Regions from separate parts of the Homo sapiens genome. Here region 1 is linked to region 2. The links are chromatin loops, found by intact Hi-C in ENCODE. Cell type or tissue: IMR-90. All regions are shown on one strand. Each heading gives the region's core, and the rest is flanking DNA. Links, peaks and the distances in the headings are about the cores only.

Region 1 (2,911 bases), core at 115-2,614, 380 kb before region 2:
GTGGGACAACAAACTAAGTCACCAAGGAAAGGTGCTATGTATGCAAAGCTTGGTGGCAATTAAGGGCTCAGTGAGGCAGTTGCATGCAAAGCCCTGCCCCAGGTCCATCTCTGAGTCCAGCTCTGCTCAGAAGCTGTGGCCAATGACTTCTCCTTAAGCCTGGCCAAGTATCACAGAAGCCATTGTTCTTTTCCCACAAGCCCTCCAAAGACAACAAGCAAATGAGTCCTGGATTCGGCTTCTTCTGGGTTCTGAGAATGAGAGTGCAGAGGTGTTTGCTGTAACCACTATTTGGGGAGTCAGGACTTCCTGAGGCAGGCAGCAAATACCCACAGCTTTTACACTCCTACTCCTCAGGAAATCCAGCCTGAGAGAAAACTGAAAAAACCCTCGCCGTGTGCAGGTCATTGGTCTATTTTTATTCTACATGTCGTTGCTTGGTGCACATGTGTCGGTCCCATTGTTCACCTGTGAGAATTTCAACCCAACGTGTGTTTGGGAAGATGTTCTCAGCATTTCCAGTGTGGACATGCCAGTGAGTTGCTGGCAGAGTTCAGAAAGTAATAAGCCATCTGTGTGTGAGGTCCCAGATTGGACAACTTTTGAGAGAAACTGGTGATTCTGCCAGTGCGCTGTAAGACAGAAGCATGTCCTTTTTGTTTTTGCAATATTTCAGTAGACTAGATCTTTCTCCCACGTGGCCGCAAACCATTGGCTGAGTTGTGAACACATTTTTCCAGAAGTATTTACAGTTGCTGGGTACCAGGCTCCATGCTCAAGGCACCATCTCCGGAAGAGCCCTGAGCAAAAGAAACAAGCAGAGAAAATCGACCTAAAAGGACAAAGCACATTCACAGATCTTGGGAAGTTGTGCCCCATGCAAAGCAGAGGCGAGCGGCTCCTCTTTGCTGAGGATGCCTCCAAACCACCGGTGCACAGAAGTGGCTCGCAGACCCAGGCTGCTCAAATTTTGGTAGCTCAGCTTAGGAAAGCAAGTGTTAGGAAGTGAAGTAGGACCAGCTGGACGAATTCTCTGAATTTATTTTCCATCATCAGTTATTTCGGAGTGCCAAGAAAAAAATGTGCATTAAAACCTCTGAGATTACATCTCCTATAGGTACATATGGCCCAATGGGCACGCACTTCCTGCATGCCATAGAGACAGGCCACCAGCAGAGGAGGCCGCAGGCTCGGACAGAGAGCTGGGGCTGTGCGAGGGGAAAGAAATGCCTGTTTGTGTCAAGCTGGGCCAGAGCTCGCTGGAGGATGCAGTTGATCAGAAAACTATTTGGCTTGGACCCCACTTGACGAATTGACAGAGCCTTATGTCCACAATGAAGTCACATCCAACAAAAAGTGCCTTGGCAATTAACAGAGATTACAAAACCAGAGGAAGAAAACTGCAGGGCGGGAAGGGGGAGCAGGTACCAGGAAGCTCTGCTTTCTGGGAGACAGTGCCAAGGCCCATGGAGCTTGTGTCGGCTTTTAAAAGCCCCTTCCTAGGTCTTTTCTTCGTTTCAGGCTGCCCCTTGGTCATTCTGCAGATGAAATTGTAGACTGAGGAAGGCGCAGTGAGCCTGTGGGCTGGCAGTCCCTCTGACTTCCCTCAGCGAGCTGTTGGCTCCAAGAAGGAGTCAGGAGCTGGACCCATTTGTTGCCCAGAAGGGGGACTGTGGAGGCCAGGCTGAGATCTTCTCCAGGCAGCAGAGCCTTCCCAAGGCTGAGGACCCATGAGATGTGACAGCTCACGAAAATTAAATGTGACTGCAGCACAGTGCCGGCATTATCTGGCCCCAGCGGGCAGCCGGCGGCTTCTACTGCCCTTGGGTCTAGTGGCAGCGCCAGAGGGACAGCAGGACTGGAATATGCTCTGACAGACGCCCATTTAGGAAGGTGCCTGCCCATCCGCTTATCAAACAGCAAGCAGCCCCTTATCACTCCAAACACAGCTCAAATGAGGCCCTGCCTCTTAGCCTGCAGGCAGCCTCAGAGATTGATTGGACGCTTGCTAGGAAGAGAGCCTGGCTTCTGCTAAGGAAAAAATGGGTGATTCCTTGGTACAGACTAGGGCTTTTTATTTCCTCCTCCCAGAACAGGTTGGGTGGCTGCGCCTTCCTCTGTGGGACTGGGCGGCGTGGGCAGAGCTGTCCCTGATGGGCAGGCTCAATGCCAATTACAGACCACACAGAGTGGCACAGTGGTCATCACCCCTCTACCTGTTCAGCCAGACCCTGCCCACCCCAGCCAGGCCAGAGAGAAGCCAAGGCCCTGGCTGCCTGCATCCACAGCGTTCCCTGGTCTGGCTTTGTTGGGAAGCCCTGGAGCCACCACGGAGCACAAAGCACCTGCAGTCACCCAGCCCACCTCCCACCTCCCGCTCACTGCAGGATGGGGCTAGACTCGCTGCAGGCTGAGCCCTTTTTTGCAGAAGCAATGTGATGGAGAGAATAATCATTTTTTCACCAGTCATAAAAATGATCCGTGGCCCAGGAGAAATCAGAGCGGGCCTGGTAAGCATCTAGCAGTGGCTTAATCAGAAATTCAATATTCTCTACCTTTCCTTTGTATTCACGATCAGAGCAGCTCTCCTAACAGTGCCGATGTCAAGTTCACGGGCTTTACCTGCAGCCGTGTGCTAAGCCTGGTGATGAGGGTGCGGGCCCCGGTGTCTGATTTATCGACATTTGGGTGTCGATGCTGTGGCCGGCCTTCCATCTTCTGGGGAGTCTCCTCTGCTGTCTCGTGTCCCCACAGAGAGATGGAGTCCATCCCTGCAGGCCTGAAGCAAAGCCCCCAGCAGCGGCGACAACCTCTGATTTCCTCTGTGTCATTGGCAAGCCTGCTAGTTTCCTACCTGCTTTTCTACCTCTTTATATATCATCCTGGTCTTCTAAATAAATCTGGGTTGTCT
Region 2 (2,911 bases), core at 151-2,650:
AGTATCACTCTCTGCTGCTAGAATGTTAGACATTTGGCAGTAGCAGTGGCTAGAAAAGCTTTGGTAAGCGGGAGCCAATACTGGTGGGCCCATGCATAGCTTCCATACCTGCCACCATGGCTATTCTATTCAGCGCCGGCCCTGGAGTGGATGATGACAGGGACTGCTGTCAACTGGTTAGTCATTTTGTCTACCTGTATGTTTAGTGCCTCTCTTGTGGGTGTTAACATGTGATACAAAGACCTTCAACACTCCTGTAGTCCATGCACGTGTCTCTACTCCAGACCTCCTTGTGGCCAATCTGCCAATCTGTCTCCTACTAGGCCCCTGCCCATTTGGTCAAGCCATTTGGTACTGCCCATAAGTCTGCATATATCACGACCCCAGGCCACTTCTCTTTCAAAACAAAGTGTATGACCAGGGACACCACCATCCACACTGTCTTTTAAGACCACCCTTGAATGGGACTGTAGCACAGTTCCCATTCATTTTCAGCTTGCACGGATGTACAGAGCTGGCCCATCCATGAAGCAAGCTTGAGCTCCTTCCTCTTAGTCAGCTAATCATAAGGGTCTTACATATGGCTGTGGGTGTGAGCTGAGAGGGAAGTGCTGGTACAGTAATAGTGGATGGCTATTGTGCAGCTTGACTGTGCCCTCTGGTCCTGCTTAGGCCTAATCCCAGATGTACCAGTCCAGTCTTACAATGGATTGTTCCAGGGCCTATCCAATGACATGACATAGTGGTTTCGACAGAACCCAGCTCCTGATGGGCTGCTTTGGCCACATGGTCACTTTGTGTCCCATGGTCAGATACTGTGTCTCTATGAGGTCCCCATAGCATGCCAGAACTGTTGTTCAAAGTTGTATAATTCTCGCTGTGGATGGCATAATTTTGTTCCAGGCTTGTTAGTGATTAAACAAATTCAATAAATCATCTCCAAATGAAGACAGTAAAGTTTTTACACTTACTTTTCAAAACCACAATTTTCTCATCATTTTTAAAAAGCTACATCATATAGTAAGAGTATTCAATGTGACTTTGGGACTTTTAGACATGATTTTTTTAAAAAAGGTCTACTCACACCAATCTTTGCTTATTTATATCAAATCCACAAATACAGCAGGATGAAATGAACAAATAAAAAAACTTAGGAGTAAGTTAAAAATATGGCTTGGAAAAATAACACAGGGCCAAGTTAAAGTTAGCAGACAAAAGCACAGGGCCAGAATTCCCAACCAGTTGCTGGATCTGCACTGTAAACTCCATTCTGGGTCCTGCTGTGACTGTTGCCAAGACATCATGACTCAGCACTCTCCCTGAGACCCACCACATGCAACGCAAGGAGACAGGTTACCCCATCACCCATTTCATGCACACACCAGGATGCAGATGCACTCAGTGAAAAGAGGACTGAGCTTTCTGCATTTGGAAAACTGCCTGAGATGGTGGGGGTGTGTGAAGATAGCCTAGGCAGTGTAACTCAATTTAGTTAAAAAAAAAAAAAAAAAAGGCAGCTGGGCGCAGTGGCTCATGCCTGTAATCCCAGCACTTTGGGAGGCCGAGGCGGGCGGATCACGAGGCCAGGAGTTTGAGACCAGCCTGACCAACATGGTGAAACCCTGTCTCTACTAAAAATACAAAAATTAGCCAGGTGTGGTGGCGTGCACCTGTAATCCCAGCTACTCATGAGGCTGAGGCAGGACAATCACTTGAACCCGGGAGGTGGACGTTGCAGTGAATCAAAATCATGCCGCTGCACTCCAGCCTGGGCAACAGAGTGAGATTCCATCTCAAAAAAAAAAAAATATGACTTGAACTTAGTCTTGGTCCTCCGGACAGCAGATCCTGAGACAAACGCTTGAGTGCAAAAATTTATTGGGATGTGTGATCCAGCAAGTAGGAGTAAAAGACAAGACGGATGAAGGACAGAGGATGGAAACCAATACAAGGATGAGTTATTAAGTTGGCCACAGCTCCTGGCGAATGGTTCCTGGCTGTTTCTGGGCTGCCTGAGGAGTTGCATGAAAGATGTTTCAGGGCTGTCCATCTGGGGGAAGAAAGGAAAACATTTATCCATTAGCACTTAGACTCCATTGATCACTCCTGGGTTGGGCAAAATGCATGGGCCCCCGACGGCTTAGAGAAGCTCCAGGGCAGACTCTGGAAGCTCCAGCAGAGGTGTGAGGCAAAGGCATGAGGCAAGGCCCCAGCAGGAAGCTGCTCAGAACCTGCATCAGTAGCTGGAATGAGGGACAAGGGACACCCAAAGGCACTGAGGTCATACCCAAGAGGTGCCTGGTGCACAGTCCAGATTTAAAATTGGTTGCTGCTGGAAAACCATCTTCTTAGAATCTGTTCATCTTTAGCAAATTGCTGATCCCTAAGTAATGACCCCTGTAAGAGTTAAGTAATGTCAGCAGGATACTTGTTTCAAGCACCATTCCATCCATGAACAGAGCCAGCATTTGCAAGTATGTTCTTTGCTTCCTGTGTCAAAATATGAAGCTTTCATGAATGCTCCAGAGATTATATCTGAAAACAGATTTACTCCAGACATCTAGTCTAGCACATGCGGCCCAACTTAATGTCCTATAGAGATAATAAAGAGTTGAAAGAATAAAACTGTTCATTTTATACACATAGGTAAGAAACCATATCTCCACTCATTTTCAGAGCATCTTTGACTTTCCAGAAGCAACTTTCTTTTAGGCTGGGTGGTTTAAATACAGTTTGAAAATAATGTGAATTTTCACACTGTGTTCTCATATAAGGCCCCTGAAAATTTTTCTTCTCTGAAAATACAATATTGACTCTTTTATGGCCAAATTAAGCTACAACAAATAAGGTACGATTCTATTTTCCTTTTCACTGTAAACAGTCTCTATTGTTTAAAATAATATGGTCCTCT

What was found. Peaks named below come from ENCODE experiments on the same cell type or tissue, not always from the same donor. Only the 100,000 strongest peaks of a DNase experiment are listed, where the experiment ranks them.
Region 1: a loop joins it to region 2, with 2.3 times the contacts of the local background. A loop is called at or near these places in 2 of 110 quality-filtered maps.

Annotation. Positions count from the first base shown.
Region 1 is chr10:30,750,872-30,753,782 of GRCh38, forward strand. No RefSeq gene overlaps it. Among named protein-coding and RNA genes, the nearest start is that of LINC02644, 29 kb to the left of the region's middle. RefSeq lists an enhancer at 445-504 and a silencer at 1,239-1,288. In IMR-90, for the core only: a CTCF peak has its summit at 1,178; a DNase peak (open chromatin) is centred at 1,210; H3K27ac peaks cover 596 bases.
Region 2 is chr10:31,128,122-31,131,032 of GRCh38, forward strand. All of the region lies in intron 2 of LOC105376481 (a long non-coding RNA gene), which reads left to right. It overlaps LOC105376482 (a long non-coding RNA gene), which reads right to left. Exons shown (of 4, transcript XR_001747412.2): 3 at 2,288-2,397; 4 at 1,862-2,050. Among named protein-coding and RNA genes, the nearest start is that of LINC02664, 58 kb to the right of the region's middle. In IMR-90, for the core only: no CTCF peak of the experiment used is centred there; a DNase peak (open chromatin) is centred at 1,330; H3K27ac peaks cover 1,619 bases.